Linked DNA regions of Homo sapiens: regions 1 and 3 are each linked to region 2. The links are chromatin loops, found by intact Hi-C in ENCODE. Cell type or tissue: mammary epithelial cell. All regions are shown on one strand. Each heading gives the region's core, and the rest is flanking DNA. Links, peaks and the distances in the headings are about the cores only. Region 1 overlaps MUC22 (mucin 22). Region 2 holds the start of MUC21 (mucin 21, cell surface associated). Region 3 has its middle 48 kb from the start of MUC22.

The links. Peaks named below come from ENCODE experiments on the same cell type or tissue, not always from the same donor. Only the 100,000 strongest peaks of a DNase experiment are listed, where the experiment ranks them.
Region 1: a loop joins it to region 2, with 2.5 times the contacts of the local background. A loop is called at or near these places in 2 of 110 quality-filtered maps.
Region 3: a loop joins it to region 2, with 2.7 times the contacts of the local background. A loop is called at or near these places in 3 of 110 quality-filtered maps.

What each region holds. Positions count from the first base shown.
Region 1 is chr6:31,032,137-31,043,051 of GRCh38, reverse strand. It overlaps MUC22 (mucin 22), which reads right to left. Exons shown (of 4, transcript NM_001395414.1): 3 at 10,471-10,856; 4 at 7,650-8,380. The coding sequence ends at 8,114. Among named protein-coding and RNA genes, the nearest start is that of MUC22, 27 kb to the right of the region's middle. RefSeq lists a silencer at 4,986-5,280. In mammary epithelial cell, for the core only: no CTCF peak of the experiment used is centred there; a DNase peak (open chromatin) is centred at 5,141.
Region 2 is chr6:30,976,484-30,985,863 of GRCh38, reverse strand. MUC21 (mucin 21, cell surface associated) reads right to left here and starts at 2,146. Exons shown (of 3, transcript NM_001010909.5): 1 at 1,845-2,146. The coding sequence starts at 1,905. In mammary epithelial cell, for the core only: a CTCF peak has its summit at 3,842; a DNase peak (open chromatin) is centred at 3,553; H3K4me3 peaks cover 201 bases.
Region 3 is chr6:31,052,969-31,063,883 of GRCh38, reverse strand. It overlaps the pseudogene HCG22. Among named protein-coding and RNA genes, the nearest start is that of MUC22, 48 kb to the right of the region's middle. RefSeq lists an enhancer at 9,843-10,343. In mammary epithelial cell, for the core only: a CTCF peak has its summit at 5,414 (motif pointing left); DNase peaks (open chromatin) are centred at 5,523, 6,243 and 8,243; H3K27ac peaks cover 2,479 bases.

The DNA of each region.
Region 1 (10,915 bases), core at 1,546-9,545, 56 kb before region 2:
AAGCCTTAGAAGGGAAAGGCAGAAAATGAGAATCTTGAGGGTGGAGTCTCAAGGTGGAGATCTGAGGGCTGGACTACTAGGAATTCGGAACTCCAAAGAATAGGTCCTCAATCTGAAGAGAAGCACCGCTAGGGGGACCTGGGCTGCAGGGGAAGCTGGATGTCTGGTCCTTGATGTTCCTTCACAGAATGCCACCTCTTCTTTTTCTCTTTCAAAGAAGGCCTTTAGGGCGGGTACAGTGGCTCATGCCTGTAATCCCAGAACTTTGGGAGGCCAAGATAGGCAGATTACGAGGTCAGTAGTTCGAGACCAGCCTGGCCAACATAGTGAAACGCCATCACTACTAAAAATACAAAAATTAGCTTGGTGTGGTGGCACATGCCTGTAGTCCCAGTTGCTTGGGAGGCTGAGGCGGGAGAATCGCTTGAGCCCAGGAGGCAGAGGTTGCAGTGAGCTGAGACCACGCCATTGCACTCCAGCCTGGGCAACAGAGTGAGACTCCATCTCAAAAAAAAAAAAAAAAAAAAAGGAAGAAGAAGAAGGCCTTTAAAGCATCATCTGGACTGGGCAAGGCCTGGACATGTAGGCTGTTGTTCTTCCAGCTGTGAGCAGTGGCAGAATCCCCAAGCTTAGAGAGGAGGGTACAGCAGCCAGAAGGTAGGTGAGGGTGGAGGATGACTTAGTCCCATTAGGAAGGGCCTGGGGAGGAGTGGGAAGTGGAATAGTTCAAGGGCCTGGGCAACAGAGCAAGACCCTGTCTCAAAAAAACAGAAAACAGGCCGGGCACGGTGGCTCGCGCCTGTAATCCCAGCACTTTGGGAGGCTGAGGCGGGTGGATCACAAGGTCAGGAGATCGAGACCATCCTGGCTAACACAGTGAAACCCTGTCTCTACGAAAAATACAAAACAATTAGCAGGGCGTGGTGGCGGGCGCCTGTAGTCCCAGCTACTCGGGAGGCTGAGGCAGGAGAATGGCGTGAACCTGGGAAGCGGAGCTTGTAGTGAGCCGAGATCGCGCCACTGCACTCCAGCCTGGGTGACAGAGCGAGACTCAGTCTCAAACAAACAAACAGACAAACAAACAAAACAGAAAACAAAAAAACTCTCATGGAGTCTAGCCCCAGGTTTTTTTCATGACCTGCGAATGAAGGAACTGGAAGCCAATTACCCCGTTCCCATATTTGTTTTCTGCCGCTCCTTCAGTTGTCTTTGGGCTCTCTCTGTTGGCCTCAGCCAGAGTTGAAGCAAGCTTGGACTGTAAGCTCTCAGTCCCCAGGCAAACTGACAGTGTCCAAAGTGTAGGTACTTCCTTGATCATCTGGCTTGTCTGGCACACAGCACTGATGAGAAGACCTAGCTGAAGCTCCCCGGTGGAAAAGCTTCTATAAATTCTTCAAAAACAAAAGGGGAGCGCCTCTATCAAGGAGGATTAGAAGCAGGAGCATTCCTCTTTCCAGTGCCATCACTCTCCTTAGGTCCCCTGCAGCGTGTGTGCTGGTAAATGTTTAACAACTCACTTCTCGTGGTGCAAATGCACCCGCCAGAGCTGACTGCGTGTGACCAGCGTGAATCACTGTGTATAGAATGGGAAGCAATGGGCGGCACACCACCTTTTCGAGTGGTTTTATAAACATCTACTTCTTGTACTAAATCCTTTTATGCTTGAAATATCCAAAGTGGTTTCTGTTTTCATAAGTGAACTCTGACTGTTACAGTATTTGGTATAACAAGAGGTTTCAGAAAATTGACGTTCAAAGGTGGCAATCTGGGATTGGTTCCCTGACCCATTAGGCTTGAGGGCAGGGGCGACCTCATGCTAGTATAAAATGAAGTCTTTGTATTACACAGCAAAAGATAGAAAAAGTGACTTAAGTTATCACCTGTGGTGGTGCCTGGAATAAAGCAATTGTTGAAGGGAAGGGCCGGGAGCCCAGGTGGTCGCTGTGACAGATCGTGAAGCTGGGAGTGTTGACTGCCGGGACTGTGGGTGGCTGCACTGGGAGATTACAGGAAAAAAATGACCCCTCTGCTGCATCCTCAGTCAAGGCATTGCCAGCGAACACAGAGCTTTCTCTGAATATTCTAAAAGACATGCTTATCTCTCAAAGCCACAGGGACTATGTATGAAAAAACCAGACCCACAGTTTGATTCTGCAGATTGGAGAATTATATTCAACTTGCATTTATATCTTTGCCAGTCTCGTGTGTGACATTTGGAATATTTGTTAACGGAAGCCCAGAATTGGAGTGGAGACACCTGGGTAGATTTTGATGAGTCTGAAAAACTTTGAACCTCCAAATCCCGCAGAGCTTTCCTTGCCAGCAGAAGTAGCCCCTCCTCCCCTCTGTGAGGAAGTCACTTTCTCTTGCCTGAAGACCCTATAGTGACGCCCTCACAGCACTCCCTTGGCAAGGGGACACAGATTTTCCTCAGGCCCTGTATTAGTTTCTTATTGCTGCGTGACAAATTACCACAAATTCAGGCTGAAGATAGCACAAATATATTATCTTGCAGTTCTGGAGATCGGAAGTTTAAAATAGGTTTTACTGGGCTAAAGTCAAGGTGTCAGCTGGTCTGTGGTCCTTCTGGAGGCTCTAGAGAAGAATCTGTTTACTCACCTTTTCCACCGCTAGAGGCTTCCAGCACTCCTTGGTTTGTGGCCCCTTCTTCCATCTTCAAAGCTTGCATCGCAGCATCTTCAAATCTCTCTGACTCTGACTCCTGTCTCCCTCTTTTTTTTTTTTTTTTTGAGATTGAGTCTTGCCCTGTTGCCCAGGCTAGAGTGCAGTGGTGCAATCTTGGCTCACTGCAACCTCCACCTCCTGGGTTCAAGCCATTCTCCTGCCTCAGCCCCCTGAGAGGCTGGGATTACAGGCACCCACCACTACACCCGGCTACATTTTGTATTTTTAGTAGAGACAGGGTTTCATCATCTTGACCAGGCTGGTCTCGAACTCCTGACCTCGTGATCTACCCTCCTCAGCCTCCCTAAGTGCTGAGATTACAGGTGTGAGTCACTGCGCCCGGCCTCTCATCTCCCTCTTATAAGGACCTTTGTGATCACATTGGGCCCATACAGATAATCCAGGATAATCTCCCCATTACAAGATCCTTAATGCGATCATGCATGCAGAGTCCCTTTTGCCATATAAAGTAACATATTTCCAGGTTCTGGGAATTGAAACGTGGATGTTTTTGAGGGGCTGTTATTCTGCCTACCACAGGCCCTATTACAATGCCCCTCGTGGCCTCCAGCTCCATGCGTTGAGTCAGATCTAGGGGCTGAAAACAACCATAGATGACAGTGAGCAAGGAAACAGGGGCCTCAACTCTAAACACAAGGAACTGGACTCTGCCACAACCACGTGAGCTTGAAAGAGATGCCAGCCTCCAGATGAGGATGCAGCTCAACTAACACCTTCATTTTAACCTGTGAGACTGAGCAAAGGAGTCAGTCATGCTGGCCCCAGACCCGCCTCATAGAACTGTGGTCTGATAAATGGGTGTTGGTTTAAGCTGCTGCATTTGTAGTAAGTTATCACTGATAGAAAACAAATACATGGGTGAACTTATCACATGTTCTAGATTCAAAACATTAGCTCAAGTAGGTGTGAGTTGCACTAATAGTTCTCTCGGTTGCTTGAAATGTGGACTTAGTGGTGGCCTACACTAAATAAAGTTGAGATCCCAGTATTTCATTAGTATAAGCGGAAGAAAAAAATCAAAAGACTTAGGAAGAGAGTTATGTTGGAATGGATTTAATATGTGCAACTTGCTCACTCACTCTTTCATTACGTCCTCCCAGAAGGTTCCATTGAAACTGTCTTCATCAAGGCATTAGAAGGGAGAGGACCAGCATCGTTGAAAAGCTCTGTAGCAGCTCTTTGCTAAATGCAATGGTGGATGATCTGACCATTGAAATGAGCTTCCTGATTTCAGTGGGCATGGTGGAATCTTCAGGAAACAGTAGGTAGGTGGTAGGGCTTTCCCTCCAGAGACAAGACAGGCATGATTATCGATGTGGGCATCACGACCAGAGCTGTAATCAGGGCTCTTTGGCTATGGCTAATTAATCATTAATCAATTAACCACTAAAATCTTACTTGATCTATATAAGTGAAAATATCCAGGTGGTTGAACAGAGAGCTGACTTGAGTTGCCACAGACTCTCACCTAATTCCCAGGCCCGAACCTGTTCACAGACCTAGAAATGAAGGGAAGGCAGCAAGATCCACCACCACCACCAGGATGTGCCGCGAATCTTCCTCCTAGCTTTCAAAAGGAATCTCAGCCATTTATCATCGTGACAGTGCAATGGGGAAATGAAAACACCCAAACCTTTAGGGTAACATACAAGACATCATTGCGATCTACAAGTCAGGGTGGAGCTTATGGGGCTTAGAACATAAATGACGTGGCCGGGCACAGTGGTTCATGCCGGCAATCCTAGCACTTTGTGGGGCCAAGGCAGGTGGATTACTTGAGGTCAGAAGTTTGAGACCAGCCTGACCAACAAGGTAAAAACCTGGCTCTACTAAAGATACGAAAATTAGCCAGGCATGGTGGCAGGCGCCTGTAGTTCCACCTACTCGAGAGGTTGAGACAGGAGAATCGCTTGAACCCGGGAGGCGGGAGGCGGAGGTTGCAGTGAGCCAAGATCGTGCCACTATTCCAGCCTGGGCGACAGAGCAAGACTCCATCTCAAAAAAAAAAGAACATAAATAACATCTTACTCAAAGTTCATCTCTAGGCTCCGTCTGCGCATATTTCCCCACTTTCAAGTGGGAACCAAAGCAAGGCCATAAGGCTGCTTGAGACATTGCTGACTAGATCCAATGTTGCCTAAAATGTCTGTGGTACATCAGAAAGCTGTGTGGAGACACTGGGTAGCTAGTAGAAGAGCCACGGCACAGGTCCCCAGAGTTTTGGAGCAAAAGCAAGCCCTCTTCCACATCCTAGCATCTGACTTAATCTTGGGTCCTCAGCATGCGAGGGTTCATGAAACATGAGCTGCCCTTTATGAACTGGGTGTTGTCTGCACCACCACACTAGACTGGGCATACTTAGCAGTGCTCACCTCCTTGAATGGAAGTGGTGCCTGCGAATTTGGCTGAGTTAGTTCCTCAAGGCACAAGTAAGAGGCATGAGTAGGCAGCTGTAACTCCAGTGGCATCTCCAGCTACATTCCTAACCTCTCTCTCCATAATCACAGTCACATGAAGGGTTTCCTATGTCTAGTTGACTGAGAAAGGAAAGATTTGGTTTCCTCTGGTGTGTGGGTGGTTCTGCATGCTATTCTAACACCACAGAGAGCAGGCTGCTGCAGCATTACCACCCCACTCACGGCAGCCCTGCAGGACAGTGGGGAAGGAAAATTCTCCCAGTGATCCGAATTGTAAAGAATGCATCTGCTTTGTTTACTTTGCCTGGGCAAAGAGATGACCAGTTACAGTTAACCCTGATCAATAGGCAGTGGCTAACAGTTTGGCTAGATAACTCAGGGTGAGGAAAGACATGGTGAATTGATGACAAGGAAGTCTGGGAAAGAGGAAGGTGGACGAGTCTCTTGGGAAGGGCACAGATGGTGAGAGTATGTGCATCCCATGTGACTGTTCACCAATGGGCGTTCACTACAGAGGAAATCTTCCATGATGAGGTTGACCAAGCGATCCATTCTGCAGACGTCAGCCAATCTCTTTTTCCAGCTGCTCTAGTGCTCGCTCAGCAGGGACATGGACAAAGCAGACAGGCTGGCAGGGATGAAGCGTATGCAAGGCTCAGTGAGCTGGCCTTCCCCTCACCAAGGCCAAGCTGGACAGATAATCCATGGCTGAGTGCCTCAACTGCTAACAGCAGAGATCAGTGTTGGCCCCGTTATGTGGCACCATTCTCCAGAGAGAATGGCAGATTAATTATATCAGACCTATTTCAACCTAAAGAGAGAGGTGATTTGTCCTCATTGAAAATAGCTGCTTGCCTCCCTTGCACACAATGCTTCCTGCAGCACCACTGTCTTTGGGCTTACCAAATGCCTCATTTATCGTCATGTGTCTCCAACCACATTCTCTGACCAAGGAAATCATAATATGCTGAGAAAATAGCCTCAGAATATCTTTTTCATTTTTCAAATTGAGACATAACTTACATACCATAAAGTGCACAGATCTCATGTGCACATTTTAATGAAGTTTTACATATCTATACACCCTTGTAATCACCACCCAGATCATACACAGAACATTCTCAGCTTCCCCTGTCTGCCCCTGCAAGAAGGCTTTCTCATGCCTTCTCCCGGTCAGCCTTTTCCCCCAAGGCATCCTCAACTCTGACCTTTATTACAACAGGTTAATGTCACATGGCCTTGAACTGCATGTGAATGGAATTATACAGTAGGTACACTTTTGTTTTGACTTCTTTTACTCAACACTGACTATGAGATTCATTAATGTTATTGTGTGATTTCATAGGTTTTTTTTTTCACTACTGGGTAGCATTCCACTGCATGAATATGTCACAATTTACTTACCTGTTCTAATGTTAGTGGACTTTGGGGTTAAATTTCCACCCTGCAGTGGTATGAATGAAGCTGGCATGGTACATGTCTTTTGGTGGACACAGGTATTCATTTCTGCTGGATATTTACTCTCAGGAGTGGAAGTACCGAGTCATAGGGTATGTGTTTAATTTTAGCATTGCCAAACATTTTCCCAAGATAATTGTATCAATTTACACTCCCACTAACAATGTGTGAGAGTTCCAGTTGTTCAATGTCCTTTCCAATACTTGGTACTGGCAGTCTTTCAAATGCTAGTCATTACAGTGTGTGTATGTAGTGGTATCTCATTGCGGTTTTACATTCCACTTCTGATAAGCAGTGATATTGGGTACCTTTTCAAATGTTCACCGGCTGTTTTGATATCCTCTTTTGCTAACTATTTATCAAATATTTTGCCCAATTTAAAATTGCATCATCTTTTTCTTATTGTAGCTCTTTCTGCATTCTGGATATGAGTCGTTTGTTAGCTATATGTGTTGCAATATCTTCTCCCATCTTTGACTTTCCTTTTATAGTTAAGAATATACCTCTTAAAGGTATATGCTGATACTAGGCTTTAATGAAGTCCAAATCATCACACTTTCTTTTAATAGCTAGTGCTTTTTGTGTCTTGCTTAAGTATCTAAGTATCTTTGCCTACCTCAAGGTCACCAAGATATTTTCTGAGGATTAAATGATGACCTTTTTTTTTTTTTTGAGACAGAGTCTTCCTCTGTCGCCCAGGCTGGAGTGCAGTGGCACAATCTCGCCTCACTGCAACCTCCACCTCCCAGATTCAACCGATTCTCCTGCCTCAGCATCCCGAGTAGCTGGGATTATAGGCACTCGCCACCACGCCTGGCTGATTTTTGTATTTATTTAGTAGAGACGGGGTTTCACCATGTTGGCCAGGCTGGTCTCGAACTCCTGACCTCAAGTGATCCACCCGCATTGGCCTCCCAAAGTGCTGGGATTACAGGCGTGAGCCACCACACCCAGCCAAATGATGACGTATTTAAAGGCTCCTGGGATAGTGATTGGTACATAATAAGCACTCAAAAAAAAAAAAAAAAAACAAAACCTGAAAGAACAAACAGGAAAACGAATACGTGTGTGGCCCTGATAATACATTCATTATGTGCTTTTGTTTCTTAGACATGTCTTGGTAATATTTATAGCACCATGAGGAAACACAGGGATGAGAAACGTTGACCCTGATGTGGCGGGAAATGGGAGAGAAGATGTCCTGAGGGTGGTTGTCGTGACTCCCCACAACAGAGGCTGAGACTCAGGAAAAACTCACAGAAGCTTTGACTTGAAGTCCCCTCCAAGCCAGTCAAAGTCTCTGAGGTCCTTTTGCTGGTTCTTTTCTTGACCTAGTCCATGTCCATCTCCATGGATCACATCCTGGGAAGCTTCCTATGCTCCATTTTAATTATTTCATGATCATTATTTTTTTCTCCTCCATGACCCCCTCCCACCCATAATATGTTTTGATACCCAATCTATGGCCACAGCCATCTTGTCCTGCCGTGGCCTCCTTGGTGGCTCCCTCTGTGATCCACTCCATGGTGTCCTCAGTGGCCTCCTCCATGTCCATAATGCCCGCCATGATTCACTCCGTAGCCATCTCCATGGATGTGGCTCAGTCCATGGCCCACTCCATATCCAAAGCCGTGTGTTCCTCCATGTCCCATTTCAAGTTCTCCTCCATGAACCAGTGCATTTCCCAGGCTGTGGAATGTCCCAGAGCCCAGGCCCAAGTTCAGGTCCAGACCAAGGCTGTGGCTGTGGCCATGGGGGTAATAAATACCACAATATCTCAGGGGGAAGAAAAGGTTTCTCTAAAAGAAAAAAATAAATACATTGATAAATGAAAATTAAGTCTCCTCTCCCTAATCACCATACATGCCTGTTTCACCAATGTCAGATTTTCACTTTTCCAAACTGCCCATGTTCTCTTCTCTTTACCACCATCCTTACTATGATCTCTGTCTCTGTCTCTCTTTTTCCTTGTTCTTTTACTCTTTCTCCGTCTGACAAAATAAGCTTCCTTGTTACCTTATTAACATATCATCTTTATGTGCGTACTCAGGCCCTAGCTCTGCAGATCATAAGGTTATGTGTTTTTGGACTTCCAAGACAAAGGTAAATCCATACCCCTATGTGAAAGGCACAGAGACTCACTTTACAGACAGTCTTTCTCTTTGTTAGTCAGCTAAGAAAGCTCAGAACAGGTACGTGGAATTGAGAGCTCTAGAAAGCTGTCTACACAGAGCCTTGAGATTATAGGCATGAACTCCAGAATCCAACTAACCTGAGTTAGAGTCTTATATCTGCCACTCACTACATGTGCTGGGGCAAATAGCTAAGATCATGAAGCTCCAGATCCCTTACTTGTAAGATGAATATAATATGGCCACGGGATTGTAGGCCAGATTAAATAACATTATGCATTTTAAACATTCAGCCTTGAGCCTAGCAGGCAGTAAAAACTCAATGTTCACTTTCGTTATTCTCTCTTGATCTTGCAAATGAAATAATAAAGTAATTTAGGGAGTAATTCTTAGATGCTGGTATTTATTATGTAGTCCACATACGGAGAGAGGCTGAGAATTCTAAAACAAAGAACCTCAGCAAATTGACTATATTATCCAAATCTTTTGTGACTTCCGTATTTTTCATTTTGTCCATTTTTACCAGTGGTATGCTGTCCAACACTTAATAACAGGCTCTCCGAGGGAAAAGTGCTGATTTGTAGTGTTTGACAATTGCTGTGGTGTAAGTATTTCCAACCCAGCATATTTTAAGCTACCAGTGTCACATCACTCAGCTCAGAATTGGGAAGAACTGCACAATCTCTTGTGGGCCAGGATGAGCCAGCTCCAGCACACCACTGATTTATACTCTGCTTCACTCCTCAAATGGTAACTTACCCGCAGGATCACAAGAAAACAGGAAGAACATCAATAAATGTGAAATCGATGTAAGAAAAATATGTATTCAAAGAACAATCAAGACCAGAGAGCAGAGATGGAGTGGGAGGTCAGAGAGTAACAGTCACAGGCCACACAAGGAATTGCTGTGAGGACCAGAAATTTGTCATACATGAGACAATCGGAAGCCCGCATTTTGGATGGCTGAACATTTTTATGCTTCTTTCTTTTCTCTATTTCTCTCTCTCTTTCTTTCCTTCTTTCTTTTTTCTTTCTCTTTCTCTCTCAGTTTCTTTCTTTCTTTCTTCCTTTCTTTCTCTTTCTTGCTTTCTTCCTTTCTTCCTCATTCTTTCTCTTTTTCTCTCTCTCTCTCCTTCCTTCCTTCCTACCTTTCTTTTCTTTCTTCCTTCCTTTCGAGACAGGATCTTGCTCTGTCACTCAGGCTGGAGTGCAGTGGCACGATCTCTGCTCACTGCAACCTCCATCTCCCAGGTTCAAGCAATTCTCGTGCCTCAGCCTCCAAAGTAGCTGGGACTACAGGTCCATGCTACCACTCTCGACTAATTTTTGTATTTTTAGTAAAGACAAGTTTCACCATGTTGGCCAGGCTGGTCTCAAATGCCTGGACTCAAGTGATCCGCCCTCCTTGGCCTTCCAAAGTGCTGGAATTACAGGGGTGAGCCACTGCGCCCAGCTGCTTCTTGCTTTCTTTATGTTTATGTCCTCCTTGTTCTCTCTCAGTATTTCCCTTGTTCTGTCAGTATTTCCCTTCACTTTGGCCCCAACTCCATCTTTTCCCTCCTCTTTTTCTACTTTGCTTCTCACTTTCTCTGACTTAAGCATTCTCTCTGGTCCTTATATCAGGCTAGGTGATTCTTTCCTTCTGAGCGCACCAACTTACTCCCCTTTCTCATTCTGGATTTTTCCAAAGCACTGCTGACATGATTCCCCCCTGCCTTCTTGCCAGGCTCCCCTATGAACCCACCCTGGGTACTCACCAGACAAAAACTCAGTCCTACTGACAATCCAACAGCAGCCACAACTGCAGCCAGGGAAATGAGGATGATAGCCCAGGGCTGTAAATATCCACTTGGTTTGATCACGTTTGTGGGTGTGTGGCTCATGCTAACTGTGTTTGTGCCCATGGACACCGGGCCTGTTTCCTGGAAGGTGCTGCTGGTTGGCTCACGGGTGGATCCTGTGGTGGTCCTGACGCCGTGGGCTGAGGTGGTAGATGATGCTCCCATAGTGGATGTACCCAGGCCAGAGGTGTTTAAGACTATTCCTGGCACAGTATGGCTGGCAGCAGAGGCCGTGAAGTCCATTCCAGGGGCCATGGTGACAGAGCTGGAGGCAGTGAGTCTGGTTCCAGTGGTTCTGGTGCCTATGAAACAGGTCACACAAGATGATGCATTTGTAGCAGAGATGATTAAAGGGGAATGG
Region 2 (9,380 bases), core at 1-8,000:
GGTTGCGGTGAGTCGAGATCGAGCCATTGCACTCCAGCCTGGGTGCCAAGAGCAAAACTCCGTCTCAAAAATAAAAAATAAAAAAAAGTTGACACTGGCCCAAGTTTACACAGCTAGTGAGTGGTGGAACAGGAAACTGAACCCAGGCTACTAAATCTGCACTTGTGGAGACTAAGCTAAGTCAACCACCCACCCACAATGCCAGAGTTACATCATCTAGTTTCACTGGTAGCTAACCTTTTTCCACATTCTGCTATGCAAGATACAATACAGATATAAAGTATTATAAAAGAATTATAGGACTAGGTGAAACTAGTATATACTGATCAATTTTTTTCTTAAGTAGTATTGCTTCCTTCTTGGAAAATATTTCTCAGAATAATATTCAGAACACACTTATTTCAGAATTACTTAAGGGAGCATGTTGAAAATATTCTTAAGCAAATCATTCCAGACTAAATGAATTAGAATTTGAGATGGGGCCCAGGAGTCTGCATGTACAACAAGAAGCCAGGTGACTATATGCATTCAAGTTCCAGGGGCCCTTGATCACTATGGCCAAGGCTAGAGAAGAACGAGTTATATGTAGCTCAAATACATAAGAGCTCCCAGGAATAAGGGCTGTAAACCAACGTCTAAAGGTAGAGGGAAGGCTTTTAACTTCTTGGAGGCTTGGCTGGAGTTAAGGTTATGTCAAATTTTTGCCCTTGATTTCCCAGAAGGATGAAGACATTCAACCTCCCCAGCCTGTACGTGGGAAGCTGACGAGGAATTAGGTGTAGGGGTAGGAGAGAAATTGAGTTTGTAGAATATAGAAGAGTGGTATTTTATTTTATTTTATTTTATTTTATTTTATTTTATTTTATTGCTTATTTATTTATTTGTTTTTGAGACGGAGTCTTGCTCTGCCGCCCAGGCTGGAGTATAGTGGAGCAATCTCAGCTCACTGCAACATCCGCCTCCCACGTTCAAGCGATTCTCCTGCCTCAGCCTCCTGAGTAGCTAGGATTACAGGCATAAGCCACCCCGCCAGGCTAATTTTTGTACTTTTAGTAGAGATGGAGTTTCACCATGTTGGCCAGGCTGGTCTGAAACTCCTGGCCTCAAGACATCCACCCGCCTTGGCCTCCCAAAGTGCTGAGATTACAGGCGTGAGCCACTGAGCCTGGCCTTATTTTATTATTTTATTTTTTTGAGACAGAGTCTCACTCCGTCACCCAGGCTGGAGTGCAGTGGCACCATCTTGGCTCACTGCAACCTCCGCCTCCCGGGTTCAAGCGATTTTCCTGCCTCAGCCTCCTGAGTAGCTGGGAGTACAGGGACAAGCCAACACACTCAGCTAATTTTTGTATTTTTAGTAGAGACAGGGTTTTGCCACGTTAGCTAGGCTGGTCTTGAACTTCTGACCTCAATGACCTGCCTGCCTCACCCTCCCAAAGTGCTGGGATTAAAGGCATGAGCCACCGCACCCCGCCAGAAGAGTGACATTTTAAAAGCAGCCGACTCTTCTTGTTCTTAATATTTAAAACCCCAACCATATTACACAGGTTGTTACCATTTTACAGATGCAGAAATCGAGGCGCAGAGAAGCAACTGACCTAAAGTACACAGTTAATAGATGGAGCCATAATTCAAATGTAGGCAATGTGAGACCAGAGCCCAATTTTAACCACTGTGTCTGACTGCTTCCTGCATGACATACCTTGTTAGGCTGAAGTGATTCGAGTAAAATGATGATCCTCACTCTATGGAAGAGAAGCAGAGCTGGCCCCAGTAGTGGTCACATTTCTCTCCCAACTCCTCAAAGGTTCTCAGACCACCCGATTTTAAATAAAATCACTCACCAGCTTCTAAATGCAATAGTAGACCAAACATAAGGAGAACATTTCCTTTCTGCATCTTCATCTGTCTCTTTGTGGCTGGAAAGCAAGATGCCTGGGTCCTAGATGTACCAAGACTTTAGAGGGCAAAGAACAGAGGATTCTTGAGAAAGGGGACTTGAAGGTGAAGAGATAAAGGCTGGTGCTTCCAGGAGCGTGGGTCTCCTACGTTTGTGTTCCTGGGAAGAATCTTGGACTCAGGCGTGGGCAGCTGGATGCCTGGGTTCCTTAGGCTTCCTCCAGGCAATGTAGTTGCCTCTTTCTCTGTTGTGAAAGAGCTGCAGGGGCCTTTATAGCTTCATATGGTCTGAGGAGGGGTGGGGCAGTTGACCTGACAGTCTGCCAACTACAGGCAGGTGAGAGAACGATACCAAGCCTGGGACGGAATAGAGCAGGGGTCAAGAGGAAGGTGAGAAAGGAGAATGACATGACCACACTAGGCAGGGTGCTTGGCTGGGTTGCAGCAGGAAGTAGAATGGGATGAGGAGATCATGGTTGTCAGAGTGGAAGGGACCCACCCTTTGAAGCAGGGATCGGGTTAGAAACCTGTTGCAGCTCAAGAATTTGTTTTCTGGTCAGGAAGTCCTGTGGGCCTGCTTTAGCATGAAAGAAGCCCTAATGAACTGAGCCAAGAGAGTAGGACCTCACATCTCTACAGCAAACAGTAATAGGTGACGCAAAAGAGACCAGTAACTAGGACTCTGGGCTCCTGGGTTATGGGCAGAAGACAAATGGAGTATTACTGAGTATGCAGTAAGCACTCAACAATGCACATTGAAGGAACAGGGGAAGAGAGATCCAGAAGACATAATGAAGAGAGATAATGAAAACATGTTTGGGGTCTCTGGGGCATGAGAACTGAGGGTGTGGGAGAGTATTGAATACGCCCCCTGTCAGACTCATAGCAGGAGAAGGAAGGTAGGGTCTCCTTCTGACCCTCAACCATAGGAGCTCCCCTCTGTTTTGTTTTTGTTTTCAGACGGCTGTATAGGAGCCTTTCCACCCTGAGATCCTTCTGATGTGCCTTAGCATCAGTTCCAAGGAAGCGTCTCTCAGGAGAGTACACACCTTAGGGAGAGACACAGTGCCATATCGGGACACAGTCTGATGGGAGGAGGGAGATCAACAGTCCAAGTCCTGGAGGAGGCTTGAATTTGGTCTGGACACTTGGGTATGGCCAGCAGAGGGGAAACAGTCAGCTAAAAGAGCGTGACTGAAGAGACCCAAATGAGCAGAGGGTTTGGGGAGGTCTGAGATGGCATCTGTGACCAGGCTGATGGGGTTCCAATATACAGTCTGTATTTTCTGTCATAGTCCATTGGTGTTGCTATAAAGGAATCCCTGACTGTGGGTGACATAGAGAAAAGAGGCTTATTTGCCTCACGGTTCTGCAGGCTGTATGAGAAGCATGGCACCAACGTCTGCACTGGTGAGGGCTTCAAAAAGCTTCCACTCGTGGCCGAAGGAGAAGGGGAGCCGGTTTGCACAGATCATATAGCGAGAGAGAGGAAGCTGGAAAGAAGGAATGGAGGAGGTGACAGGATCTTTTCAACAACCAGTTCTTGTGGGAACTAAGAGTGAGAACTCACTGGTTGAGAATGGCACCGAGCTGTTCATGAGGGATCTGTTTCAACCACCCAAACTCCTCCCACCAGGCTCCACCTCCAACATTGGGAATCAAATTTCAACATGAGACTTGGCAGGGTTTAACAACCACATCCAAACCATTGCAATGACCAAAGTGAGTTGTCTGCATTTCCCCCAACAATGACGAGAAGCTTCCTGGAAGACACAGTCTCTCAGATAGTTTATTTGTAGGCGAACGAGCTTTCCTGACATGCAAGTTCTGTTAGAAGGAAGCTGGCAAGCAGGAGGTGGCTGAAGACATGAAGGAGCTCTGAATGAGTGAGCTGGAGAAACAGAAAGGGTCAGCGGTGTGCTGGGAAAGGCTCAGAAGTGAGTCTGCCTAGTGGCTGTGATGGGAAGTTCCAGAGGGTCAGGTATGCGGGAACGCTCAGTGACAGGTTGGGTCCTGGACTCCCAGCAATTCTTCTGATGTGCCAGTATTCTGCAGCTGAAAAGCCAATAGCACTCTAAGAATTTTCTTCTTCCAGAATTATTTAGAAACTGAGATCCTGGATTCAAGTCCAAATTTCACCTTTTAGAGGGTACTCTGAAAATTGTAGCGCGCATACTTATCAGAGCCTAATGTAATTAATATCTTTACTCGCTATCAAAATAACACAAAGACCTCAGAACATTTTAATTCGTATTACCCATCTCCCAAATCATACCCTAATATCATCAAGTATTTTAATTCCTTCTTGTTTGTTAACTTCATGAAAGATTATTGTAAAAAAAAAATTATTGTTGTCTGCTTACACACCCTCAGCCTGAACGCAGTCACACAGCCATGTTAAGCTGCAAGAGAAACTGAGAAAGACTGTCTCTAGCTGGGTAGACGTGTGCTCAGCTGACACTTGAGAGATCTGTTGCTAAAGGTGGAGAATGGGTGTTAGCAGACAACCATAAAGCCGTGACATGATCCAGCAACCCCACTGCTGAGGAGGTAGCCAAAAGAAAAGAAATCAGTGTATCAAAGAAATATCCGCACTCCAACGTTTGTTGCAGCACTGTTTGCAATAGCTAAGATTTGGAAGTGTCTATTAATGGATGAATGAATAAAGAAAGTGTGGTACAGGCCGGGCGCAGTGGCTCACACCTATAATCCCAGCACTTTGGGAGGCCGAAGTGGGTGGATCATAAGGTCAGGAATTCAAGACCAGCCTGGCCAACATGGCAAAATCCCATCTCCACTAAAAATACAAAAATTAGCCCAGTGTGGTGACGGGCGCCTGTAATCCCAGCTACTCGAGAAGCTGAGGTAGGAGAATTGCTTGAACCTGGGAGACGGAGGTTGCAGTGAGCCAAGATTGTGCCATTGCACTCCAGCCTGGGCGACAGAGTGAGACTCCATCTCAAAAAAAAAAAAAAAAAAAGAGCCAGGCACGGTCATGCCTGTAATCCCAGCACTTTGGGAAGCACAGGTGGGCAGATCATGATGTCAGGAGTTCGAGACCAGCCTGGCCAGCATGGTGAAACCCCATCTCCACTAAAAATACAAAAATTAGCCGGGCGTGGTGGCAGGCATCTGTAATCCCAGCTACTCGGGAGGCTGAGGCAGAAGAATTGCTTGAACCTGGGAGGCAGCGGTTGCAGTGAACCCAGATCGAGCCACTGCCCGCACTCCAGCCTGGATGACAGAGCAAGTCTCCATCTCGGAAAAAAAAAAAAAAAAAAGAAAAGAAAAGAAAAGAAAACGTGGTACATATACATAGTAGAGCATCATTCAGCCATAAAGAAAGAATGAGATCCAGTCATTTGCAACAACATCGCTGGACATGGAGATCATTATGTTAAGTGAAAAACCCGGCACAGAAAGACAAACATTGCATGTTCTCATTTATTTGTGGGATCTAAAAATCAAAAACAACTGAACTCATGGACATAGAGTCTAGAAGAATGGTTACCAGAGGCTGGGAAAGGTAGTGGGGAGGACTGGGGGAGGTAGAGATGGTTAATGAATGAATTAATTAAATGAATTAAATTAATTTAAAAAAACAAATGAATTAAAAAGAATGAATAAGACCTACTCTTTGATAGCACAACAGGGTAACTATAGTGAATAATAACTTAATTGTATATATTAAAATAACATAAAGAGTGTAATTGGATTTTTTGTAACTCAAAGGATAAATGCTTGAGGGGATAGATACCCCATTCTCCACGATGTGCTGATTTCACATTGCATACCTGTATCAAAACATCTCATGTACCCCATAAATATATACACCTACTATGTACCACAAAAAGTAAAAATAAAAAAAATTAAAAATAAAGCCAGGACGTACATTTAAACCTACTTACCTTATATTCTGTATTTAATAATTTCAATACCTAAAGTCTTTGAGGATCTGATACTGCTGTCTAGCTTTTTGGTTTTGTTTTCTTCCTTGCTGGTTTTCACTCAGGGTGTCTGTTTTCACTTATGATTTGAGAATCATGACTATAAATTTATTTTTCTTGGAATGTTATCTGTCGAGATCAAGGCTGCAGTGGCACTAGCATAACTCACTGCAGCCTTGACCTTCTGGGCTCAGGCAATCCTACTGCCTCGGCCTCCCAAATTTCTGGAATTACAGATTAAGCTACGATCTTTCACAGAGAATTTGCATGTTTTTTCCAAGCATATGGAGACATTACCATTTGAGGATTATTTTATTATTATATTTTTAATTAAAATATTTTATTAACATTGTTACTGTATATACTTATGGGGTACAATTTAATGTTTTAATACATATATATGCTGTATAATTTGATGATTATTTTAAGCTAAACTATAGGATTGCGGTCTTTTGAATTACCTAGACTGCATGATTTGTGGCTACAAACCATGTAAGTAAGGTATTGTTGGTTGTTGTGGTTACAATTTATTTCTCAAGGGATACTCCCTCTACCCTCCTCTGCACCAAATTTAGAGACAGGCAATTTTGCTTACATTTCCTTAGAGGAGGGGCAGGTTTATTTTTAGTTTACATTCTCACTGAAAGTTACAGATTTATGTGATTCCTCCCCACCCATGACCTTGGGCTGATCCAGCTGAAGCTGTAATACCCGAAGCTTAAGTTCTTTGGGTTTTGCAAAAGTTGGCTTCAGTACTTCCCTTACCTCCTGGGTCCTATTTAGTCTTTAATTTTAGCATTCCATACTTTCATGCCAATTCACTGACTCTTTTAAGAAGATTTTGAAGTCCATAACTTAGCTTTACAGTGTATTTTCAGTCAGGGCACGTAGTCCATTATATAGCAAGAAGTTTAAGTTGTCATTGGATTGTTTTGAGAAATAAATGGTGATGTATTTACAGGCACTAGCATAGTGTTTGGCACTTAATAAGCATGCAATAATAAAGGACAAAGGGAAAATAAAAAAGACAAACATAAATACATAAATACATAGATGCCAGGTGTATTTTGAGATTTTAATTTGTAGCACTGTCCCAGTAAATTTCTTCTAACTTATCACATAGCATTTGAAAGAGGCAAAGAAGTAGGGAGGGAGACTCTTCCCAAAGATGAAGAACTGGAGGGCACTGAGTGAGTCTAACAGGATTTTCTGATCTACTCAGTTTGTAGAGTTTGAAGTTACAAATCCAAATAAAGAAAGTTGTGTAATTACAAATTCTCAGGGGAAATTTTTTACCCACTCCATTATTATAAACTGTGATAATCTTATTCTTCCTCCTACTGGTCAGGTTCCATCCTGAGGAAACGATAGAAAGCCAAAGCCTAAAGAGTTCTGACTTGTGTGTTGAGAGATCAAAGAGAAATTGTTCTGAGCTTGATCATCGTGACCCCTCCTCCCCACAAGAGTTGGAACCATGGTTATGCTCAGGGGATATTTTCACTTGAGCTCACACCCAAAGCTGGTGAGGCTGCAGGTCTCCTCCAGAACCACTCCCTATTTTTCTGACTGTCCCGTTGGCCAAACCCTCTGTGCTCTTTTCTCTGGTTCTTTTCTTGATTTTGATCATGACCATCTCTATGGCCAATCCCTTGGAGACCTCAGAGAAGCCCATCCTGACCCATTTTATGGTCACTACCTTCTCCTCCATGATCCCCCTTCTTCCCCAAGATTTTCTTTTCCATAGCACCTTCCATTATCCAGTCTATGTCTATACTCTCCTTTGCCTTGGCGACCTTCTCTGTGATGCATTTCATGATTATTGCTGTAGCCTCCTCCAAGTCCATAACGCCCACCATGATTCACTCCACAGCCATCTCCATGGCTGTGGCTCAGCTCATGGCCCACTCCATGTCCAAAGCCATGTGTTCCTGTGTGTCCCATCTCAAGTCCCCCTCCATGAATGAGTGCATTTCCCAGGCTGTGGAATGTCCCAGAGCCCAGGACTGAGTCCAGGTATAAACCAAGGTCAAGGCTGTTGTCATGGAGGTTATAAATGCCTCTATTTGTCAGGGTAAAGAAAGATCCTTCTAAAAGAGAAAAATATATATATTAGTAGTTAACTCCTTTTCTTTCTTATCATTAAACCTTGGATTATCAAAATTCATAAATTTTCACTTTTCAATATTGTCTATTTTCTCATCAAGTCTTCCTGTGTGTGTGTGTGTGTGGATGATATTTAGGACTCTCTTCCTCTTATTTATTTATTTATTGGAGAAAACAGTCTTCCTAATTAGTATACTTGTACCTTGGTAGGGATCTATGCTGCTCAACTTTCAAGACAAGATAAGTCTGGGCATGGTGGCTCGTGCCTGTAATCCCAAAACTTTTGGAGGCTGAGGTAGGTGGATTGCTTGAGCCCAGGCATTCCAGAGACCAGCCTGGGCAACATGGTGAAACCCCATCTCTACAAAAATAAAAAAAACAAGACAAGGTAAATTTGCATCCTGTACCTGGGAACAGAGTCAGCTAAGAGTAGGGAATCTTTTATTGTGTAAATCAACCAAAAAGGTTGCATGTCTATGAGGTCAGGTAAAAATAAATAAAAGTTCATAAGGCCAGGTACAGTGGCTCATGCCAGTAATCCTAGTACTTTGGGAGGCCAAAGCGAGAGGATCACTTGAACCCAGCTCTATCTCTGGGTAGACAGAAGCTGCAGTGAGCCAAGACGGCACCACTGGACTCCAGCCTGGGTGACAGAGTGAGACCCCATCCAAAAATTAAAATGAAAAATTTTTTTTAAAGTTCATAAAATAGAAGCTAGAATAGTGCTTACCTTTGATGGAGTGGGTATTATCTGGGAAGGGCCACAAAATAAACTACTCAGATGGTAGAAATATTCTACATTTTAAGTTGGGTAATGGTTGTACAAGTGTTAACACATTTTGAAATTAATCAAGCTGTACAAATAATATTTGTGTACTTTTGTAAATTATAGTTCAAAATTTTTTCATCTGTGAACAGTATTTATTTTTTTCAATTAATATTGTTCTTTTTATTTTTTTTTTATTTCTTGAGACAGAGTCTTTCTCTGCTACCCAGGCTGGAGTGCAGTAGCACGATCTCGGCTCACTGCAACCTCTGCCTCCCAGGTTCAAGCAATTCTCCTGCCTCATCCTCCAGAATAGCTGGGATTACATGCATAAGCCACCATACCCGACTAATTTTTGTATTTTTAGTAGAGACAGGGTTTCCCCATGTTGGCCAGGCTGGTCTTGAACTCCTTACCTCAGATGATCCATCCGCCTCAGCCTCCCAAAGTGTTGAGGTTACAGAACTGCGCCCGGCTGTTCTTTTTATTTTTAAGTGTAATTTAACTTTTAACCTTTCTCCCAACTGTATTAAGTTGATACGTGAAACATATATTTGGACTTCTGCACATTTCCTGGCATGCAGCTCCTAAAATCCTTAGGTACTGAAAAGTGATTTTTTTTTTTGTATGCGAATGAGTCAACTGTTGGCTACAGGATGGGGGCT
Region 3 (10,915 bases), core at 1,959-9,958, 76 kb before region 2:
GAGTCAACTACCAAATCTTGTAGTTCAGGTCCCAGGAGTGGTTAGAAAGGTATTTCCCTTATTCATTGAGGCTTCATTTTTTTTTTCTTCCCTTATGGGTGTTCTGCAGCATCTTCTCCTTGTCTTTTCTACCTTCAATACTCTCCAGAGACCAGATCTTCATGTATATCTCTCTGGGCTCTCAAATGCCAAAACCATACTCTCCTTCACGGTAGCACCCTGAGGGGGTGGACTTATTCTGGAGAAAGCTACGTGGCAAGTTGAAGGAGACTGACTGGGTAAAGCCCCTGTGCCTCTGGCAGAACTGCTGCCACAAAGGGATATGCGTATCCTGGGAATAATTAGTACAGGCCAGTTGCTACTGACTTTAAGGATGTTCCTTATGCTTCAATCCTATGTACAACTCTGGGATCTTTGGAGAGCAGCAAAAAGACTGAGATTGAATTTCCCTCTAATCTGACAGGAGCAGAAATTAACATTTTCTTTCTTTTATTTTTCTCTTCGAGACAAGGTCTCTCTCTGTTGCCCAAGATGGAGGGCAGTGACATGATCACAGCTCACTGCTGCCTCGACCTCCTGGGCTCAAGCAATCCTCTCACCTCAGCCTCCCAAGTAGCTGGGACTACAGGCATACACTACCATACCCAGCTAATTTTTAATTTTTTTGTAGAGACGAGGTCTCACTATGTTGCCCAGGCTGGTCTTGAACTCCAGGCCTCAAGCAATCCTCCTGCCTCAGCCTCCCAAAGTGTTGGGATTACAAGCGTGAGCCACTGTGCCCAGCCTTTTTCTTTCTTTCTTTCTTTTTTTCTTTTTTTTTTGAGACAGGATCTTGCTCTGTCGCCCGGGCTGGAGTACAGTGGCACAGTCATGGCTCACTGCAGCCTCCACCTCCTGGGCTCAAGCGAGCCTCTTGCCTTAGCCTCCCAAGTATCTGAGCCTACAGGCATGTGCCACCACACTCGGCTAATTTTTTTTTTATTTTTAGTAGAGACAAGGTCTCACCATGTTGCCCAGGCTGGTGTAGATCTTCTGAGCTCAAGTGATCTTCCTACCTCGGTCTGCCAAAGTGCTGCGATTACAGGTGTGTCATCCTGCCTGGCCAGAAATTAACTTGATTGAAAGAAAAGAAAAGCTTTTGATATGCTAGCGTTTTTGCATGCATGCTTTTGCATGCTAAAGTTTCTATGCCATTTACAGAGATTTCATGGTCTCTTCAATTGCTCTAAGTTGTCCTTGAGGTGCAGAAACTCAAGCACACAGACTTCTCAGCTAGAATTTGTAGCTCTAGCAATTCCTTTGTTTATTGCACAAACCTAGCTTGTACCGAGACCAAAAGTTCTGCCCCCTTGAAGACCAAGGCAGATTCTGGAATTCCTTGTGCTTGCCAATACCCTTTGACAAATGCCCAGCCCCAAACCCCAGCCTGAACTTCAGGAGGAAGATTTTATAGAAACACATTGGACTTTTCCTGCCTGTATATTAACCAAGAGACTCTTCTGTCACTCTTTTTTCCTGCAATAAACTGATATTCATGCAAGTATCTCTAATCACAAAATTCTCCCTTGGCCACTTGCTGCCTCCATGGGGGCAGAAGAGGGAGATCATTTTATTATTCTCCCATTCCCCACTATGTGTAGCTCCCACATTCTTAAAATCCTGAGCACTGTGTCTTCCCAAATGTGTCATGGAGATATTCGCAGAAGTCTGCATGTTCTAGATGATGTTTATGTGTCATATCATTTAGGATCCCATTTAGCTGGAATCACAAGAAGCTCACCTCACTGAGCTCCGGCACACTGCTCATCTCATATACGAAATGTCCGAGAGGAGCAGCCCAGGGCTCAGTATTGCCATCGGGCACCCAAGTGATTTCTTCCCTCTGCTCCACTCTCAGCTTGAAGCCTTCACCCTGCTGTGGGTCTCCCCCTGACCTCAGCATTGCTGAGCCCCAGGTCTCATATCTGCATTCCAGGTAGGAAGAGGAACGAAGGGGAAGGGGCAAAGGGCTTTCTCCTCATGAGCTTTGGCCTTTTCATCTGGAAGGGACACCATCCCCAGGAACTTATGCCTTTATCACATTGGCCAGAGCTGTATCTCCTCACTGCACTGGCTGCAAGGGGGACCGGGAAATTGGGGATTTGGGAAATGGTTTTCTTCAGCTGGGCACATTACCATCACCCCCAAAACTCAGGTTCTCCAAGTGTAAGGGAAGGGGAGACTAGAGCTGTTTCTGTCACGTTTTCCTTCAGGTAATAATCTTGAAAATCCCCATAATATAAGCATTTCCTGGATTCTATTGATGACCAATATAAAACCAACATAAAGCTAATAGAAATGATTAGTCTTTACAATTGCACAGCCTAACAAGAGTAGAACGAGAACTGTCTTAAAATTTAAACGGTGCATTTGCATTAAGGGCCCAATAATCCCGCAGCTGACTGAGAGACTGAAGGTCTTGAGAGAGCTTGTACAGAGACGATCCATGAAAGAAGGAAAACATCAAGTGGCAAATGAGATTTGAGAAACTAGGCTGTAGCAATCACTACAATATTAATGTTGGAGCGAAGAATTCTTCAGTAAAGAAATATCATGCATTACATTAAACTACTGCTGTTACTTCTAACGTTATTGGAACAGTAGAGCTATAAGCATAAGGAGTTTATACTTCATTTTCTGTTTCATATATATTTACGTTTAAGCCAACATGGCGAGTTCTCAAAAAATCTCTTTTCCAGCCAGGCACGGTGGCCCACACTGTAATCCCAGCACTTTGGGAGGCCAAGGCGGGTGGATCACCTGAGGTCAGGAGTTCAAGACCAGCCTGGGCAACATGGTGAAACTCCATCTCTACTAAAAATACAAAAATTAGCCAGGCATGGTGGTGCACGCCTGTAATCCCAGCTACTCGGAGGCTGAGGAAGGAGAATCGCTTGAACCCAGGAAGTGGAGGTTGCAGTGAGCCAAGATCGCACCACTGGACTCCAACCTGGGCAACAGAATGAGACTCTGTCTCAAAAATATATATGTATCTTTTCCTTTAAAGGTGTTTATCACATAAGTCTGAGAAATATTGGTTTAATATTTATTTAATCAATCCAATTTTTTCACTTTAGTATTTTAATTTATTATTCCGTGTTTCCGACTCTGTATCATAATACTACAATTCCATTATTTAACACTGGTGGTGATGCTGCTCATAGTGGCATCAGTAGTGAGCAAACAATAATCAACTGTCTTCACATATCTTTGATTCTTTGGTTTTTGTCCTGAGCTCCTCACAGAGCTGTTATATCCAATGCCCCGGCCTTGTCTGTGGTCTTAGCCATCATTCATAGGTGCATGAATATGGTGCATTTGCATTAAGTAAGGACAAATCTCTTCTTCTATCAGGCAGGGCTTTTCTCTTAGAGGTTAGGTCTGGACTTCGTGTCCTCATTTCACACCGCGATTGACTAAGATGAGACTCATTTATTTGCTACGGTGGCCAGTCCCACACAGGTGCTCATACATACTTGCTGAATGACCAGTTGACTACATCCTGTAAATGTGACCCTTTGGCCTGGGTGGTAGGAGAACGCGGGCATAGTCCTCTTAAGAGATAAGTTGTATCCTTCAGCTTACAGGTAGACTGAGATAGACAGACTGGGAGACGTAGAGTGTTGAGCTCATGCTAGGCACTGAATAAATATTTTGTTAAGGCCAGGTGCGGTGGCTCATGCCTGTAATCCTAGCACTTTGGGAGGCCAAGGCGGGTGGATCACCTGAGGTCAAGAGTTCGGGACCAGCCTGGCCAACATGGTGAAACCCTTGTCTCTACTATAAATACAAAAATTAGCCAGGCGTGGTGGCATGCGCCTGTAATCCCAGCTACTAGGGAGGCTGAGGCAGGAGAATCACTTGAACCTGGGGGGCAGAGGTTGCAGTGAGCTGAGATCGCGCCACTTCACTCCAGCCGGGGCAAAAGAGCAAAACTTCGTCTCAAAAAAAACATTTTTTTTTTTTTTGGTTAAATGAATGAATGTAGAGATATGTCCCAGACAAAAACAGATAAAATTTGCTTTATTGATTTGATCAGACTTACCGAATATCTCTTATACCTGAGCTGTGTGTAATTCCTCAAAACCTGGTAGATAGGTAAAGGCGATTGTCCAGAGGAAGTAACCAAGGTCAGGCAGAATTAGGAGACACTCAGAGCAGATGGGCATCCTTCTGAGTGTCCTCCACATGCTTATTCCAGGGGCCAGCTGCCTTCCTCATGTGGTGGTCCCAGGGCTCCAGACTAGGGCGGAGGAGTGGAGGCCTGAGGATACACATCATGCTGTATAGTCTTGCAGAGGCGGATGAGGGGTCTCCTTTTTCTAGAACCAACTGTAGTCACTGCTGGGGTCCTCTTTATGGTGTACTGTAGTCCATGACATGGGGATGATAAATAACCCTGGTGGATGGATTTAATGGAGGCAGGAAACACTCTTTCTAGGGAGGAAGAAAATGGTTTGGTTTTAACACTCTGTTCTTCTCTTAACCCTGGTGGTTTGTAATTTATCACTTCTGCCCAGCCTGTTTCCCTGGCTCTGGGAGTCTGCTAGATGTCACTGTTTTCTTCAGATCCTGACACTGACTACTAGAGATCAATACTTGCCAAAAATGTGGACGACATTTAGGGGGAAAAAAAAGCCTTTTGTTTTTTTTTTTTTTTAGATGGAGTCTCGCTCTGTTGCCCACGCTGGAGTGCAATGGCACGATCTCAGCTCACTGCAACCTCTGCCTCCCGGGTTCAAGCAATTCTCTGCCTCAGTCTCTCAAGTAGCTGGGATTACAGGTGCCCACCACTATGGCTGGCTAACTTTTTTGTAGTTTTAGTAGAGATGGGGTTTCACCATATTGGCCAGGCTGGCCTTAAAGTCCTGACCTCGTGATCCACCCACCTCGGCCTCCCAAAGTGCTGGGATTACAGGCGTGAGCCACCGCACCCTGCCAAAAAAAACTTAAACCTTTTTTGTTTTTTTTAAAACAACTTAAAAAAAACTTAAACCATTAAAGTTTAAAGAAAAAAGCATTTTGACAAATGAAACTTGGGAGGAATGGTAATATAGTTCTTATTTTTAAAACTTTTCGAGTTAAAGGTTTAAAAGTCAAAAATTTAGCAAGTTTGGGAGCATAGACTTTCCTCTTACTTCCCACACCCTGAGCCTTTTGAGCCATCTCTTGTTTTTAGTCTCTACATGAAATTAAGAAGGTGCTAATGCTAGTGACCTCTCTGGGCCAATGCCTGGTTTGGAGGAAGGAAAGCATCTTTTGTTCTAGAGCAAGAGTGTCCAACTTTTCATGGTGATCCACATGATCAGAAATCCAATTGTTTATGGTAACAGCGAAGTCCAGAAGGTCCTCCCTCTACTGGTGAATACTGAACATGACTCATGCATGAGTCAGGTACATATGGACGCTTTCATTCCATTTTCCTCTTGTCAGCATCCTTCAGAATGCTCTAGTTTCATGGTGTCATTTTAGCAGAATTAAATGTGAACACCTCATCTGTATCATGCATTACTTTCGGCTTTACTCACACTTACAAACTGATCCAAAGCTGTGGATTTGCATCTTGGAGCAGGGGTCAGTGCACAATGGCATCAATGACCGCAAGAATTAACGAGGCTTTAATGACCTGCCCGAGTTGGCTAATCCTGCAAGCCGCCACTTGTTAAAATTTCGACATGCACTTAATCCGTAGGTCAGGATGGCCAAAAAGGACCAGCCCTTCCCCCTCAAGCAGCAGGCCAGAAGCAGGAGGCTTGGGTTTTAGATCAAATGTTAGCGAGAGGAAGCCACAATGTGGGGTCCCCCAGATCACCTCCTTTTCTTTCTGATCAGACTGACCAAAAATCACAGATTGCCTTGACCGTTCTGTGACCCAGCCAGCTGCAGGTTTTCCCCAGCAGGCTTGAACGCAAACCAGGGCCTTGAACACTCCCAGGCACTAATAAAGGTATCTAGGTTGTTGCCCAAAACGTTGAAAGAAACTGGCTCCAGCCCTGAGTCAAATTCCCTAAACCCTCATATAAACTCCATACCCTGACCCCCTTGCTACAGACATGCTTAGGCAGAACATCCCTTTTCCCTCCCTGTCGGCAGGGAGGATTGCTGCAGTCCTCTGTAAGTTCCCCTAATAAATGCTTTGAATTGATCACCCTGACATCTGGGCTTCTTTCTTTGGAATCCCAATTGGCCCCATCTCTGGAGGGTTTGGGCCACTCCCTGTGGGAATTTCCCTGCTGCTGCTTTTGGGATGATTCCAGCTGGGAGTTTGGTGAGATGAAACATGCAGGGCTGGCATGGAATTCTTTTGTCTCCTCTTGTAGAAACAACAGGGACCCTCAGAGACAGAAAAATACCCAGAGCTCCTCTTTGAGAGCTGGTACAAACTGTCTCTTTGGTGCAGGGTAGTGGTGGCTCATAAAAACCCACTCAATTTTGGTTTTAAAAAAATCTTCTTCAGAACTTCAGAGTAGGTAGTAATTAACACAAGAATATGTAATTTCTGATATGAGTGGACCACCCAGAATGTTTCTAATTCATCCACTCCTCTGGTCCCCAGTTCCTTGTCTTCTTAGGAAAATTTCCTCTTTTACATCCATCTGTACCTAACGGTTCATGCTTTGCCCTGACTCCCGCTGTGTCTTACCATGTTTGTGTTCTTATGTTTCTCACTCTCAGCCTCTCTTCCCTTTCTCTCCTTCCTGTCTCTCACAGCTTCCTCTGTCCCCAATGCTTTCTGCATCTTTTGTGCCAGGTGCTCTTTTCCTTTCTCTCCACCTCTGTCTTTCCAGGAGTCTTTGCAGAGCTCTCTCTATGTAGGCTTCCTCACGCCTGACGATTTCTTGGGCCTCTGTACCTCAGCTCTCCATGCCCACCGCTTATCCTCAGTTGGCCTCGTTCCCCTGATGCCCTGAATATTCCCAGACCAAATACTCACCACAATGAAGCCCAATCCAACAAAGAGCACAACAGTGACTGTGGTTGCAGCCAGGGATATGAGGATAATTCCCATGGGTGTCAGGAGCCTGGTGGGTTTCACTGCTGTGACTGAAGTAGTTCACAGAAGGTGAGTGTCACCATGTTTAGTGGTTTCATCTTCTGTGGTCCCTGGGTCTGCAGTGACGGAGTCCTCGGTGGTCCCTGGGTCTGCAGTGATGGAGTGTTTGGTGGTCCCTGGGTCTGCAGTGACAGAGTCCTCAGTGGTCCCTGGGTCTACAGTGATGGAGTGTTTGGTGGTCCCTGGGTCTGCAGTGACGGAGTCCTCTGTGGTCCTTGGGTCTGCAGTGATGGAGTCCTTGGTGGTCCCTGGGTCTGCAGTGACAAAGTTCTCAGTGAGTGGTCCCTGGGTCTGCAGTGACAGAATCCTTGGTGGTCCCTGGGTCTGCAGACACATAGTCCTTGGTGGTCGCTGGGTCTGCAGTGACAGAGCCCTCGGTGGTCCCTGGGTCCACAGTCACATTGTCCTCAGTGGTCCCTGGGTCTGCAGTGACAGAGTCCTCGGTGGTCCCTGGGTCTGCAGTGATGTGGTCCTCAGTGGTCCTTCCATCTGCAGTTACATCATTTTCTCTTATTCTTGAGTCTTTAGGGCTGGTCTCTGGGTGCTTAGTGGAAATGCTTTGGCTTAGTCCTACTAAAAAGTAATCTCATTTAATGTGAATTGTTGATGGCCTATCCTCATCTGCTCTGCTCAGTATTTTCATAACTATCCTCACATCCAAATGACACCTCTCCCCAGGTAATGTGGTGAGATTTATTCCAGTTAGGGATCATTTGGCATTTTTGGTTTAATTCTGGTAAAACATATTCCACAAGAATCCTCTTGCACTACAATATGGATTATCTTTGCTGAGCCACGCCCTTCGAAGGCCTGCTCACCCAGCTTTGACTCTGTCTTTTCCAGGTCTGGTCTCTTTCCGTGGGACACTAAACCTGACTCTTTCTCAAGCTCACTCCTCTCTGAACTGGTGTTTCAGCAATTGGGGTATTCTGGCTCCATGTTCATAGGTGTCTCCTCTCATCCATTTGTGCCTGCGGTTCTGGCAAACCAATGAGGCAGAAGCTGTGATTCATGTTAGAGATTACACTCAGGTCATGCTTGGTATATGATTTAAAATGAGACAGCTGGCCAGGTGCTCCATCTCAAAAAAGGAAAAAAAAAGCATGAGACAGCTTCTGGGTCAGATCTGGGGCTAACGTGGTAGGCTTGGAGGCAGGGAAGATTCAAGGTGGTATGGGGGCAGGCTTAGGGGAGGAGTCATGAGGGGTGTGGGTGTGATCTAGTTGGACTGAGGGCAACACTGAGTCAGGTATAAGTACAAAGAAGAGATGAGTCCTCTTCGTCTCCAGCCCTCACTGCCCCAGGCAGCCGTCAGGACTTGGGAGTATTCTTATTCTTAGGAATACATGTAGCTTACATGGCATAAATTTTGAACTTTTGGTACTCTGCCCAAATCTAGTCATCCCTCCCTACTGCTGACGCTCCACATTTTTCTAATAGGGTTCAAGTCTTCCTTCCTTCCTTCCTTCCTTCCTTTCCCTCTCTCTCTCTCTTTTTTTTTTTTTTCTTTGAGACGGAGTCTCCCTCTGTCATCCAGGCTGGAATGCAATAGCGCGATCTCCACTCACTGCAACCTCCACCTCCCAGGTTCAAGCGATTCTCCTGCCTCAGCTTCTCAAGTATTTGGGATTACAGGCGTGCGCCACCAGACCCAGCTAATTTTTGTATTTTTACTAGAGACTGGGTTTCACCATGCTGGCCAGGCTGGTCTCAAACACCTGACCTCAGATGACCCACCCGCCTCAGCCTCCCAAAGTGCTAAGATTACAGGCATGAGCCACTGCACCTGACCGTTTCTTTCTTTTCTTTCTCTTTTTCTTTCTCTCTTTTGACACAGGGTCTTGTTCTGTGATTCAGGCTAGAGTTCAGTAGCACAATCATGGCTCAATGCAGCCTTGGCCTCCTGGCCTCAAGTGATCCTCCCACCTCAGCCTCCCGAGTAGATTAGACTACAGGCATGGGCTACCACGCCTGGCTGATTTTTTTGGTTTTTGTAGAGATGGTGTCTCACTATGTCGCCCAGGCTTGTCTCAAACTCCTGGGCTCAAGGGATCCCACTCCTTCTCATCCTCCCAAAGCGCTGGGATTAGAGGAGTGCCAAATTTTTCATTTCTCCAGGAAAGTTGAAACAAAGAAACTTAAATAAAATGCACAAAATCAAAAGCAGAGCATTTCCTTAAAAGGGGATATGAGAAAGACGCTGGGGTCCCTGCTTCCCTGTGGCAGGTGATTGAGGGTAGATAACAGGGTCCGGAGTTCCCAAGGTTCACTCACCTATTCCGTACCTTCGCTCGGGACTGGCCCTGTCTGAGTCCCAAGAGGCTCCTTCTCCAGGGACCCTGACTCCATCTCTCCAGGTCCCGGGGACTTTTGCATCCTTCTCACCAAAATTAACTCCTCCACCCCGTTCTGAACACCTCAGGAGAAGCAGGAGCAGCAGAAGGGGGACGTAGCGGGGCATTTTCTTCTCATCTCAAGAGAATCCACATGGTGCTAGCCAGGACACCTTTTCCTCCCTCCTTCTCTCAAACTTTTTCCACCCTGCCCTTCTCCTTCCACCCGCAGTGGCTGTGGGTTTATATGTGCTTTGCCGAGGGAAGCCAGAGCTCCGGGTCTTCCTTCCTGGAGGGAGGAGCAGCTTCTCAATTACCCCCTGTCACTCAAAGGAGTGGCCGGGCAGGGCAGAAGAGGCTGTCATGAGGGGAAGGGGGGCTCTCAGCTTTGGACCAGAGCCCAGAGTCGAGCAGCCACAGGGGATCAAGCCTGTCAGCGTGAGTGCACTGCTTTCTGATGTGGAGCCTAGTTGAAAACCATCCTCCACCCGGTGTTTCAGTGCTCAGGGAGGGCCTCGGCCTTCCTTCCCACAGGTGGCCACAGTAAAGTCAGGATGACCAAGGAGGGCATAGGCCAGGCCTGCCTGGGGGATGATGCTTGGCAGGAGGAGAGCTGGGTGTCAGAGGGTAGAGGACATTTGGTAAGGACCAAGAGAAGGTCCTCCAACAGAAGGAGAGGAACACTCATGAGGGGGCTAAAACACCCAATCTCTCTGTCTCTTAAAACCTCACTCTTTGCTCAATCATCCACCCAAATCCTCTTCCTTGGCTTCTCTCCAGCCCACGGATCTCTCTCCTTGCTCCCCCTGCTCGAGTGCCCTCACCCCAGTGAGCTTTCTCAATTACTGCATGTATTAGTCTGTTTTCACGCTGCTGATAAAGACATACCCAAGACTGGGAAGAAAAAGAAGTTTAATTGGACTTACAGTTCCACATGGCTGGGGAGGCCTCAGAATCACGGAGGGAGACAAAAGGCACTTCTTACACAGTGGCGGCAAGAGAAAATGAGAAAGAAGCAAAAGCGGAAACCCCTGATAAACCCATCAAATCTCATGAGACTTATTCACAGTCATGAGAATAGCAAGAGAAAGATGATTGGCGAAAAGAGAAAAACTCCCCACAGCATGAGGGGAATTGTGGGAGCTACAATTCAAGTTGAGATTTCTGTGGGGACAGAGCCAAGCCATATCACTGCACAAAATTAGTCCACTTGTGGTGAGGTCAGGCCTGAATGAGAATACCCACATCTTTTCCTCCTTCTCTGACCCTTATCCCTGCCTTGCCCACTCTTTAGAAGATCATTGTTGGTTCCCATCTTCATTCAGAGATGTCTCTCACCATTTGTGGGGCCTCTCTCTTTCCCAGTGTCCTTCTAACTAAAAGAGGAGTGTGAAATTGCAGGTGGGCCGGGAATTGTTCCTCTCTTAGAAGGCAGCTGATTTCCTGAAAATCAATTTAATGAATGGCTAGTTTACCACATGTAACTGAC